Regions from separate parts of the Homo sapiens genome. Here region 2 is linked to region 1. Evidence: chromatin contacts called from ENCODE Hi-C data. All regions are on one chromosome and are shown on one strand. Each heading gives the region's core, a stretch centred on a gene start or an enhancer-like site at or near the end of the contact. The rest is flanking DNA. Distances are from core to core; before and after follow the strand shown. Region 1 holds the start of ZFP91-CNTF (ZFP91-CNTF readthrough (NMD candidate)). Region 2 holds the start of MRPL16 (mitochondrial ribosomal protein L16).

Region 1 (6,810 bases), core at 2,859-5,358:
GAAGGGCTATTACATGTAAGAATGAAAAAAAGCCTTATACATTTTAACCTAGTCTTAATTTGACAATTTCATTCCCTACTAGCAGAACGCATGGATGAATCAGAAAAAAATCATAGGCAAAAACTAGTATACTAATGCTACTAGATTTTACTTCAAAAATTAAAGACAGTATATAAACGTGCACTTGAAATAACTGTAATTTACTGGCTAACATACAGCAAATGATCAGTCTTACTCTTAGTATGGATACATAAACTTTCTTCAAATTTGGTTTATTTTTCCTACTAGCTTTCTATGCTTCAATTTATCATGATTCTAGCATTTAACTCTGTGCTTCTCTTGAGCACAATGAAAAATTTTTATTTCCCCTTCATCCACAAATATTTCCTCTTCCCAATAACCCCTAAATAGTTCATTGTGAAAAGAAGTTGTTATAAACATCAGATTATAAAAACTGTAAGCTAAATATGTCATCTCGCAAATTCATAAAATATCAATTATAAATGAAGCAATTATAAATGAAGAGGTTAAGTGACTTGCTCAAGGCCACTTACTGCACAGTACAAAGCTGGAACATAAAACTTTCTGACTAAAGTCCAATGCTTTATCCACTCTATTATTTTGCCTTCCAATGGGAACAGAGGTTTCAACCAATCCAAATCTATCTATTTCTTGACCTTTTAAACTATGGTATACTTTACTATCACTTTAATTAAGAAAATCAAATGTAGGTTAAACAGCTGATTACTAAGATTGTATACAGGGAAATGCTGGGATATGGAAAAAGGACTAGCGCGAACAAGTAAGTAATACAGAATAAACCTTCCTTTTTAAAATTTTCAAAATGTCATTTGGAAAACAGAAATGACTCAAAGTCAAAGATACCAGACCAGGGTTTGGACTCAAAACCTCTTGAAATATCTTAAAGGATTAAATTATGTAGAAAAAATTAAGTCTTAAAATGTATTTTATGACTGAAAATCTGTATACCATACACACATTTGACATATCTCCACTAATTAATGCATCTTTGCCTTACACCCCAAGGTCCTTGAAGATGAGGGCCATGTCTCATTTTTCTTTCTACCACCTAGTTCAGCATAGTACCAGGCCCAGATACTGATGAAACAAGTTTGCCAAGCTAAAATGCTTTAGCATTCCTCTGATTTCCAGATTATGGAATAAGGTAAAAATGTGTAACAAAAACTCTATTATGACGAAAATTTGTTTAACAACCTGATCAAAAACACAGTCAAGAGATAATTTTGGGGCTGAAAGAAGAATGCCATTGTCACTACTGTTTTCTAATGATATTGGATGGGAGGCGGGTGGCGCTAAGAATTCAGCCTTATTTCTTCCTCCCCACAAGGAACATTGTGCAGAAAAAAGGAAGGAATTTAATTAAGTCATCTTCATCCATATACAACAGTAACAGTTATATGGAATTAAAGCGTCACTAGTACTTTGTTGCCAAGAGTTAGGGCAAAAATAAATCATGACAGCAGGTAAAATTACTGTTTTAGATAAAAATTATTTATTTTCCTTCAAAAATTAAACAGCAGGCTGGGCGCAGTGGCTCACGCCTGTAATCCCAGCACTTTGGGAGGCTGAGGCGGGTGGATCACCTGAGGTCAAGAGTTGGAGACCAACCCGGCCAATATGGTGAAACCTCACCTCTACTAAAATTACAAAAATTAGCTGGGATTGGTGGCGGGCGCCTGTAATGCCAGCTGCTTGGGATGACGAGGCAGGAGAATTGCTTGAAGCCAGGAGGCGGAGGTTGCAGTGTGCAGAGATCATCGTGGCACTGCTCCAGCCTGGGCAACAGAGCAAAAACTCCATCTCCAAAAAAAGAAATTAAACAGCAGGTACCATTTTAGACATAATTATCTTATCTTGAGATATAGGTATATTTAATTTTCAAGGGGTAGGTGAGAATAAAAGGAAATTTTAAAAATATTTTAAGTATTACCCTCTCTACGAATAGTAATATTAAAGAGTGAAAAAATCATATTTTGCATAATTTATATGAAAAACCTCACTACAAACCACTCAAGGATCTACCATCCCACCATTACTGAAAAACGCAACTTGTACTTAGTATTTACAACAGGCATTGTGTCTAGCACTTTACACACTGTATTTAATTCTCACAAACTCACGTTGCAGAGATTATCCTCTATAGGTAAGGAAACTAAGGCATGGGTAGGTTAAGGAATTTGCTCACGGAATTCATATCCAAATGAGGTCAATGATATACATGTATCTTTTCAAATTCATGAGATTAAACAATATAGAACTATAAAATTTTTGTAAGATGAAATGCATCTACAGCAATTAGAAGTCTAATTGCAGCTGAATCTGTAAGTACAGATTTTTGCTGTCGACAGAACTGCAGTTCTTACAACAAATTCTCTAAATTATGTTAACTTAGCTGACATTCAAAAATTTGAAAGCATATCTAATACCACAATATGATTACCTCTGAATTTTATTTCTCTTTCTGAGAGGCTTCTAAGGCAAGCATGCCAAGACACAGGCTTAACTCTTAATTTTGGACCAAGTCTGTTTCAAGTTTTAAATCTATTAGGTCTGGTGTAAGTCAAACCTTGCCACTATCTCTACTGGAAGAAAGGGAACACTTAAAACTGACTCCCCCTCACTTCAATTTTCTCTGTTTTTACTAATCTGTTTTCACTCAAAAATCAAAGGTCACTAATGATGTTTTCAGTCATGAATTGAATAGTCAATGTGATTAATTTCTAGAATTTACAAACTTGTGTGCTTCAGTATTCTTAACATGAGTATTATTTTAACGAACAATTTAAGACAATGCTCCTGGCCACCTGTTCATGTTTCCTCTATTACGTCTAGGTAATAAAGGAATTCCTCTCAGATGATTCTAATTTCAAGGATGAAGTTCCTACATTTAAAAACACGAAACACAAAGATAAAACATATGCTACTTAGTAAAAACAAACATTAAAGAATGCTCATATAATTTTATATGAAAGACTCCATACTTAAAATCGTAGCAGTGGGCTTTTAACCTGACCATAATAAGTGGCAAATTTCTCAAAAGAATGAGAAGGGTTGCGAAAAATTTAGAAAAGTGAAAAAAAAAAAAAGCTACATAAACACACTAGTACATCTGGCTCTTGAGCTAACGCGAAGGCGGGGGGGAATCATTTTTGAAGGCTATGATCGGGCTGTGTATTCCCTAAAGGGCATGTGATGTAATACTGGAGAGCCGCCTAAAGGAAAGGGATAGGGTGACAAAGGGGGTGCGGATGCCAGAAAGAGGGATGAGCCTGCGGGTGTCAGGGAGGAGGTGGATCACTAGCGAGTGCAGGGGTGTATCAAAAGATGATTTCGGGGAGTGGGGAAACGGCCCGACAAGCGAAGGTACAGGAGCGAGATGAGGGTGGCGCAGAGAGGAGGCACGAAGGCTCCCGGGGAAACGGTGTGACATCTGGCGTGCGGAGCCGGCAGGGGGCAGACCAGGCAGGATGTCACGTGGAGTAGGCGCTACGGGAGCCGAGAGGGTTGCGTACGGACAGAGGGGGGTCTTTCCCACCGCCTGAAAGACTGTTACTCACAGGAGTCGCGGACTCTTCTTGCCCTGAACTGGAGACGGGGACTTCGCGGCCTGGGGCTGCTGCCCGGGGACGTCGGGAGGCCTGGCGCTGGGGCTGCTCCTCCGCCGGCGGGGATACTCGGCCTTCCTCCGGCGGGACACAGCTGCGGCGGCGGCGGCCGCAGCGGCCCGGCCTCGGTCCCGACCTCCCCTCAGCACGCGGCTGCTAGTGGTCCCTGCAGGCGCCGCCGCGACCGCCTCAGGGGGCCGTTGTTGGGGCTCCTCCGGAGCCGCCTTGGCCGCCTCTCCCCCTTCCTGGTCCTGCTGCTCCGGGGGTCTCGGCTCTTCCGTCTCCCCCGGCATCGGGGCTTGTCCGTCCCCCACCCCCTAGTCCTAGGCGGCGGAGGCGGAGGCGGCGGCCTCGGCGCTGCTCCCCCCGCCCCCTCGCCTCCCGAAGCCTGCGGCTCACTCTCACCCTGCGCTCCTCTTTCCCCCCTCCCCTCCGCCCGGCTCCGAGGGCGCCCCCCCCACCCCCTGCCACTCAAGGTCCGCTACCGCTGGCGGCGCGCGCGCGCGCGCCACAGACGCTCAGCGGGCCAATCGGAAAAGAGGACAAGCCTCCTCACCCCGCCCCTCGCAGTCTTACACGCAGCGGCGCCCCAGGTTCCCTCCCCCACCCCTTCCTTCAGCCAATCAGGAAACGGCTAAAAGGGGAGCGCGCGAGGTTTCCTTCCCCGCGCACCCGTTCTCACCGTTAAACGGCTGTGTCTCGCGACAATCCCAAAGTGACCTTTTTCCCCCCTCCAGACTTCAACGCGCGCTAGGGGCAGTGCGAGGGGCAGGTCTCGCGAGGGAGGCGGGTGAGAAGAAATCGCACCTCTTTCCCCGCCTCACGCAAACCCTAGACTGGCTGCGCGCGCACCTGCCTCCCTGAGGAGCCACTGATACCACAAGGGCTCTTTCTATTCTTCTTTAGGCCGCAGAAGTAGCCTGGGCGTTCTTCCGCCTCCACCCTACCCCACTTTCCTGTCTTTGGCCTTTCTGTCCCCAGCGCCGCCAGATCTTGCGCGGAGAAGGGGGTAGTATTTTGAGCTGTCGCTTCTCCTTTAAGAAAAAAAGCCCCGTCGGTTGCCGGATGAAAGTCTCTGAAAAAATGGCGGCGGCAAAACGGAGGCGGGGTTGTGGGGGCAACGAGGGCCCGCCTCTTGGCGCATGCGCACCGTTAACTTAACCAAGGGCATTCTGGGAGATGAAGTCTTATTTCGCCTAGGCTTTAGGAAAAATAGATGGGAAACCAGAGGTGGAGAGGATGCCGGGAGGTTCTAACTGAGTCACGACGGGAAAGGTAGTTTACTTTCCGCAGTCTAGAGTTTACCTTTTTTTCGGGAGGCAGTGTTTCCGGGTTAGGTCGCGACGCGTGCCGTACATCCGGGCTCAAGCGTCGAGCCAATTGCTGGTCTGATGGGAGGGTTTTTCCTACTTTTTCTTACTTTTTATCTGGGCGTTGGCGTACCTTTCTCGGGGTGTCTGCGTAACTGCCCAGACTTGCCTTGGTTTGGTCAGATGACACCTCCTCTGGGACTGGCTAGCCAGCGTTCATGTCTACATTATTGATCTCGTCTTCCGGTGTGTGAGTCACTCACCTGTGAGCTCCTAGAGGTCAGCGACTAAATCTGGTTCCATGGGGTCCTTGGGCCCTCGGAGCCCTAGCACAAGGCCCACTACTCAGTTGGCTCTTAATCAAATCTGTGAAACGAATTATAAAGTTGCTTTTCTACTAGACCTTGTTGGGACACCAAGGAGCCGGCGTCGGTTGCTTAACTTGGATGCGGTGCCTGACCTAGAGGGAGGCGAAAGGGTTGTGAGCGTGACATGACTGGTGACCTACACCGAGAAGCTGAAGGGTCTCTTAAGCTCTGCGGCCGGAAGCCATCTGCTTCTGCGGTTTATACAATAGCAACTTTATCAGAGGTTACTTTTCTGCACGCTAGCGTATGACATTAATTTGTCTTCCTGATTCATCAAAGGGAATTTCCGTTGCAGTTGGTGATGCAGTGGGCCTCTCCCATTTCTTTTTTCTTTTCATCCATTACAATCAAGGAACGATTTGCAAGAACATCCTTTACCCCTGGAAAATAAGGCATCCAGGGCTAAAAGTCCCAAAAGAAAGAAGCTGGAAACAAGATCTGGGGATCCAATTTTAAATTTCACATTAATCATTCAGTTAAACTGTAGACAAGTGCTGAAGTACATTTTTCCTTCCAGTACTTTGACTCAGATACCACTTCATATTAGACAAATGTTTTATATTCTCTACTGAGTATTTTCCATTTTCATAGGGCTAATGTCATTTTCAGTTGTAATAATCGATTGGCATAGTGTCAATGGAAATTTTTTAAGATTGAGTTTGTAGTGAGCAGACTTTTGGAAGGAACAGTGCTGACATCCAATGGATGCTCAAAGTAATACAGAGGAGGAATCTCCTTTCAAAAAAAAATGTACAGACAGTGGAATGGAGAATGAATTATTCCCTAAAAAAAAAAAGCCACTGTGGGCTGGATGTGGTAGCTCACCCCCGGAATCCCAGCGCTTTTGGATGCCAAAGTGGGAGGATCCCTTGAGCCCAGAACTTCCAGACCAGCCTGGGCAACATAGGGAGACCACCCTCTACATAAAAAATAAAAATAAAGCTTTTAAGCTAACCTGGTGGCGTGATGGGATGCACCTCTGGTCCCAGCTACTCCAGAAGCTGAGAAGGGCAAATCGCTTGAGTTCAGGAGTTCGAGTTGGAGGTTACACTGAACTATGATAGTACCTTTGCACGCCAGCCTGGGTGACAGAGAGCTTGTCTTAAAAAAAGTAAAGAAGGCTACGGTGTTGTAGAGGAAAGATCCCAGACTTTGCAATTATAGTAAGTAGCAAAGCTACCAATTAATTATCTTAGCAAGTTGCTATTACATGAACCTATTTCACCATTGGTAAAAAGGGGGAAAAAATCTATTTCACAGGGCCATAATTATAGTTCCTTACGTATTGCTTTTTTATAGTAGGCCTTTTGTAAATGTTTAATTCAAGGTGAATAAATCACAGTGGTAAAAAAGGTGAAGAGTTAACCTCAGTGTTACTTTCCAAAGAAATTGCTATAAGGCAGTGTATCTAGGCAGGGATTATGCTTAATTGAGATGCACACAGTTTAACATCTGGTGTCAAACCTGGCTTCCTTCTTTGTGACC
Region 2 (6,417 bases), core at 1,184-3,683, 1.2 Mb before region 1:
AACGTCATTTGTTGAAGAGACTATCATTCCCCCATTATGTTTTCTTGGCACCTTTGCCAAAAATCAATGGACTGCGCCAGGCGTCGTGGCTCATGCCCGTAGTCCCAGCACTGTGGGAGGCCAAGGTGGGTGGATCACCTGAGGAGTTTGAGACTAGCCTGGCCAACATGGCAAAACCCCTTCTCTACTAAAAATAGAAAAAATTAGCCAGGCGTGGTGGCACACCCCTGTACTAGAGAGGCTGAGGCGGAAGAATCTAGTAACACCCAGTTACTAGAGAGGCTGAGGCGGAAGAATCGCTTGAACCCAGCAGGCGGAAGTGGCAGTGAGCCGAGATCGCACCACTGTACTCCAGCCTGGGCGACAGAGTGAGACTATGTCTCAAGAAAAAAAAAAACAAATCAATGAAGTATAAATGTGTGTGTTTATTTCTGGGCTCTCTATCCTATTCATTTGGTCAGTGTGTCTATTTCTCTGCCATACCGTGCTGTTTCGATTACAATCAACTTATGTTTTGAAGTCAGGGAGTGTGATGCCTCCAGCTTTGTTCTTTTTGTTCCAGATTGTCTGGGCTATTCAGGGTCTTTTGTGGTTCCAAATGAATTTAAGGGTTGTTTTTCCTATTTCTGTGAAAAATGGCATTGGAATTTTGATAGGGATTGCACTGGATCCGTAGATTGCACTTTTTGGCTCTTTTGAAATAAACAATAAGGTAGAAGTTTTGGGGTACCAAAAGACTTAGAGACCAATCAAACCGTGATTTTAGTGCCACTTCATTTTTCACTCAAAACAATATTGCACAATATTCAACTTGAGGACTAAGCTCTGATTTTTTATCTTGCCCAAATTCCTACCTAAGGGAATCATGCCCTACAAACCATAAATTCTCATCATATAGGTTTTATTTTACCCTATATATTGTGACTTACTTTTCAACATGACTCTGGCATAACATTATGAGACAAAGAAAAAAATATTTAACCCCAAAATATATTTCTTTGCCATATCTTGAAATTGCCCTGCAAAGTCTCTTGCGGGAAAAATCCATTTCTATAGGTATTCTCTTTCCCCTTTGTTTTCCTTCCTTCCTTCCCAGATCCAGGAGACAATCAACTAAGAGCCAGGCATATTTTTTTTTCTCTGTCTTGCCCAGTCTGGAGTCTGGAGTGCAGTGGCGTGATCTCGGCTCACTGCAACCTCCGCCTCCTAGGTTCAAGTGATTCTCCTGCCTCAGCTTCCCGAGTAGCTGGGATTACAGGCACCCGCCACCACGTCCAGCTAATTTTTTGTATTTTTAGTGGAGACGGGGTTTCACCATGTTGGTCAGGCTGGTCTTGAACTCCTGACCTCAGGTAATCTGCCCGCTTTGGCCTCCCAAAGTGCTGGGATTACAGGCGTGAACCACTGCGCCCGGCCTCCAGGCACCCTTTAAGTCAGATAAAAAAACAATTTACAACAGTCTTTCTCTAAAGTCTGCTATCTAAGAGCTTCCTCTGCATAATAAAACTTGGTCTCTACAATCATTTATGTTTAACCTGAACATTCCTTTCTATCCATCCCAGGTCTTTGGACAAACTCAACCAATTGTCAACCAGAAAATGTTTACATTTACCTATAGCCTAGAAGCCCACCTTGACTTGTCCCGCCTTTCTGAACCAAACCAATGTATTTCTTAAATGCATTTGATTGATGTCTCATGCCCCTCTAATATGTATAAAGCCAAGCTGCACTTCTACCACCTTGGGCACATGTTCTCAGGACCCCCTGAGGGCTGTGTCACAGGCCATGGTTGCTCATATTTGGCTCAGAATAAATCTCTTCCAATATCTTACAGAATTTCACTCTTTTCATCAACAATATTGTTCATTCACTGAGATCTCTGGAATCACAGACTGTGCTCAAATTCTGATGGTACTGTTTTCCTGTTGTATGACCCAGAACAAGTTAAATTATTTCACCCTCAGGATGGAATCTGCAAAATAAGTATAATGACTTATCTCACAGATTCGTTGGCAGGACTAACGAATGAGGTACTCAATGACACATTGCAATTGCCCTATACATGTTAAACCATTGCTAAATCTGGTATTCTCCTAATGTCTTTGAGGGGTCCCCTAGAAAATCATCTCAAAGGCTGTGAATCGTAAGGGACCACCTTGCTAAGCAACCGGCAGGCACTAACAGTTGTACTCCGCAGAAAAATAAATAAATAAAACAAAAGACTCCCCGCCCCGCCGCCCTCTTCTTCTGGGGAAAGACTGGAGATTGGAAGGAGAACCCTAGAGAGCCAACAGGGCCCCTGGGCGTGGCTGGGCGGACGGCGCCTTTGACCGCAGGAACTCAACCTCCCCCGGAACTCAACCCCCGTCGCTCGAGTTTCTTTCGCTTCCGTCGGGACTCTGCGGAGTGGACCCGAGTGAACACAACTTCCGGCCCCACTGAGCGGTGTCCTGAGCCGATTACAGCTAGGTAGTGGAGCGCCGCTGCTTACCTGGGTGCAGGAGACAGCCGGAGTCGCTGGGGGAGCTCCGCGCCGCCGGACGCCCGTGACCATGTGGAGGCTGCTGGCTCGCGCTAGTGCGCCGCTCCTGCGGGTGCCCTTGTCAGGTCAGAAGTCCCTTTTGGTTCCTAAAGACTTTACCCCTCTTCCTCCCCCACCCTCCAGTGCTTTTTCTCCCTAACCCAAAAGGCGGCTCTGCATATGCTTGGTGAAGCACTGGTTAGGAACTACGCTATCGCACCGCCGACCTCCACCGTAGGGGTTCGTGCAAGAGGGTCACAGCTGCGTCTGGGAGTCGGCGCCCAGAGATCCCGGCTGGCCTTTTGCGGAGCCTGAGCCTTTGAGTCCATTTAGTGGAATCCGCATCCCACACCTCAAGACTCCTCCGGCGGAAGTACTTTTGGGCGGGCGCGGTGGCTCACGCCTTTAATAGCAGCACTTTGGGAGGCCGAGGCGGGCGAATCACTTGAGGTCAGTAGTTTGAAACCAGCCTGGCCAACATGGTGAAACCCTGTCTCTACTGAAAATACAAAAAAAATTAGCTGGGCGTGGTGGTGGGCGACTGTAATCCCAGCTAGTCCGGAGGCTGAGGCAGGAGAATCTCTTGAACCCGGGAGGCGGAGGTTGCAGTGAGCCGAGATCGCGCCACTGCACTGGATCCTGGGCGACAGAGTAAGACTCCGTCTCAAAAAAATAAAATAAATAAAAATAAGAAGTAGTACCTTTGGCCCAGGTTGTATCGGGGTCCCGGCCTGTTACCTTCGTCGTTTAACTTGATTTGTCTTTGTAGATTCCTGGGCACTCCTCCCCGCCAGTGCTGGCGTAAAGACACTGCTCCCAGTACCAAGTTTTGAAGGTGAGAGCTTGTCTTTCTCCTGTTCGTAAATCTTTTCTCTGATGGAAACCAGGAGCGGGTGGGAGATGACATAGGAATGTTCTCGTGTTTCCCATCCCCGTTCACTCTTTCAATAAATATGTTTTTAGAGCTTACAGTTTTGCCAACTAATATTCTGAGCACTAGAAATAAATCAAAGACAAAGGAAACCAAAAAAGTTCCTTGCTCTTACGGAGCAGCGTCTAATGAGATAGCTCCCCTAAAACCTCCCACTGGTGTGTGTCCCATGGTCCACTCAGCCAGTAGTCATTGGCCTGAAATCTGGATTTTTGAGCGGGCATGGTGGCTCACGCCTGTAATCACAGCACTTTAGGAGGCGGAGGCGGGTGGATCACTTGAGGCCAGGAGTTGGAGACCAGCCTGCCAACCTGGTGAAACCCCATCTCTACTAAAAATACAAAAAATTAGCTGGGCGTGGTAGTTTACACCTGTAATCCCAGCTACTCAGGAGGCCACTGCACTCCAGCCTGGGCAACAGAGTGAGACTCTGTCTCAAAAGAAAAAAAAAACCTGAACTTTTGATGTTCTTTCCAAATAAGTTTACATATATGCAGTCATCTAACGATATGTGAAAAAGCTTTAATTTGTTAAATTTAAGCCACAATATCGTAAAACTAGTTTACTTTTTAAAAAAGAAATATACTGGAACCCTCAAAAAAAATGAATAGGGTCTGTACATCTGAGGGTCTTCTGTACAGAATTGTTAAACCACGTTTTGAAAGTACATTTTGACTTGTAGGTGAAAGAAAGCATTACTAAGATTCTCTGTAGCTACATATAGAAGTTGAGGGGCAGCTTCTGAAACTCTGATAGTAATAATTTGGTATTTCCTCAAACTCTTCTATTTTGTATTTGTCTCCATTATAAAGCCATACTTGGTTCATTTAAGAAATTTTTAAAAATGATTTGTATGTTAACTTTTTTCCCCAAATCGTCAAGTAAGGATGATAAAGAAGATGTCACATGTCTGGCCTGAAGTTTTGCCCACCCACCAAAACCTGGCACACTGACCTGTGCAGGTCTCAGCATGAAAAGTCCCTGCATATATGAGAGAAAGAGCATTGATCAAAGGATTCCTAGGTTGTAAGTTTCTCAACAAGAATGTGGCAGAGCTGGAGAACTTAGATATTTTTATGTACAATATAGTATTCTTCCACTACCCCCATTAACATCCAGAGAGGCAGGGAAATATATGTATATATTTTTGTGACATGGTATGTAGCTTTGCTGTTGAACTGGATGGCATAGACCAGATTATAAAGTGTTTTTAGCCCTCGGGTTCCTCTTCTATAAAATGGAGATTAAAAATACTACCTGCCTAATATCCTGTTTGTTGATCTGGGTAATAGTGGTGTGTGTTCATGTGTTCACTTTCTGGTAATTCACTGAGCTGTATATTTTTAATTTGGCCCTTTGATATAGCTGTGTTAAACTTTGACAAGTTTAAAATTTTTAAAAAGAGAGCCCTGAAAGAATACCAAGGCTATAAAGTTATTTTAAAGATTAAGTGAACTAGTGGTTTCCAAACAATCCCTGTTACAGTGTTAAGCACAGAGTTGGTGATTAATAAGTGCATTTGGATTCAGAGGATAAAACTTTGCTATCTTTAAAGTTTTAGAAACATTTGCATTAGCCACTGTCACAGCCAGAAGATTCCAGTGTCACTAAAAGCATCTGCAAAAATGTAATATACCTTTACAGTTACTGTTCAGTGGTAACTTTAAGACTTTCAGGCTGGATATGGTGGCTCGCACTTGTAATCCCAACACTTTGGGAGGTAAAGGCAGGAAAATCACTTGAGGCCAGGAGTTTGAAACCAACCTGGGCAACATAGTGAGACCCTGTCTCTACCAAAAAATGAAGAAGAAAGAAATTAAGACTTTCACCTGTTATAAATCTTTCTAGGAAAATAGATCTTTTGAGATGTATAGTTTTACTTTATCCTGGTTGTCTGTGCTTCTTTTAGATGTTTCCATTCCTGAAAAACCCAAGCTTAGATTTATTGAAAGGGCACCACTTGTGCCAAAAGTAAGAAGAGAACCTAAAAATTTAAGTGACATACGGGGACCTTCCACTGAAGCTACGGAGTTTACAGAAGGCAATTTTGCAATCTTGGTGAGTGAATTCAGCATCGAGCAGCAATGGGATGGAAGCTAGGGAATAACAAAATCTCATACTCCTTGAGATAATTTAGTCTCTTCCTCCACAGTTTTTATTAGAACTGCCACCAGTTGCTCTTTAAACTGGTATGTACAGAGGCTACTGGGTACCCAGTAAACATTTGGGTTATATATCTTTTTTTTTTTTAATGTAGAGTGAAAATAACGTAAAAGCAGAAGGAAGGGGCTAGCTAATGTGCCCCATAATCAGATCATGAGATCTTTTCAAGCCCTGGTAAAAATAAAACCATCCACAATATAGGATGTGGAAGACAGCTGTTTCCTTACTTGTTGAGTAGCTTCCATGAAGACTTGATGTCAGCAGCCACACAAATGGGTGTGCACTAGGATTTGTTTTCCACCAGGCAGCCAGAGTGATATTCCAAAGTCCTCTTCCTGCAGCCTACATAATCACCCCCACTGACCTCTCAGAACCTCCTGCCCACTCTCCCCATTCCTCACCCTACTCCAGCCACATTGGCTTCTGTTCAACTTGCCAAGCCCTCTGCTGTGCCAGGGCCTCCACATAAGCCTTTCTTATGCCTGGCACACTCCTCTCTTTTCCCTTGGCTAGTTCTTTTTATTCTGGTCTTAGCTTTAGATGTCACCTCTTCAAAGAAGCCTTCCTGGCTCTCCACTGAAATGGGTCCCCCTTCACTCTATTACTGTGTACCCTAGGCTTTTCCTCCATGGGACTTATTAGAACTTAGATTTTTATTTTCAATTGTATCATTGAAGCCACAGTTACTAGAAGAGACAAAATAATGAGCCCATAGATGATGTCGAAGTCCGCATGTGTTTCTAATTCTCCCATTCACTTTTAGGCATTGGGTGGTGGCTACCTGCATTGGGGCCACTTTGAA

The links. A loop is a pair of places that touch in the nucleus more often than their neighbours do. Pooled maps may share reads with other maps.
Region 2: a loop to region 1 is called in a map of CD8-positive, alpha-beta T cell, with 13 times the contacts of the local background. The contact joins the promoter of MRPL16 here to the promoter of ZFP91-CNTF in region 1. A Hi-C loop is called at or near these places in 1 of 168 maps with a recorded cell type or tissue (CD8-positive, alpha-beta T cell), 2 of 37 single-sample maps with no recorded cell type and 9 of 50 pooled maps.

The regions. Positions count from the first base shown.
Region 1 is chr11:58,576,412-58,583,221 of GRCh38, reverse strand. It overlaps ZFP91-CNTF (ZFP91-CNTF readthrough (NMD candidate)), which reads right to left and starts at 4,108. Exons shown (of 13, transcript NR_024091.1): 1 at 3,600-4,108. It overlaps ZFP91 (ZFP91 zinc finger protein, atypical E3 ubiquitin ligase), which reads right to left and starts at 4,159. Exons shown (of 11, transcript NM_053023.5): 1 at 3,600-4,159. The coding sequence starts at 3,940. It also overlaps a transcript of LPXN not described here. RefSeq lists enhancers at 3,090-3,781, 4,526-4,755, 4,475-5,167, 4,786-5,305, 5,326-5,405 and 1 more and a silencer at 3,686-4,105.
Region 2 is chr11:59,806,794-59,813,210 of GRCh38, reverse strand. MRPL16 (mitochondrial ribosomal protein L16) reads left to right here and starts at 2,433. Exons shown (of 4, transcript NM_017840.4): 1 at 2,433-2,607; 2 at 3,291-3,356; 3 at 5,362-5,510; 4 at 6,379-6,417. The coding sequence starts at 2,553. RefSeq lists an enhancer at 2,220-2,439.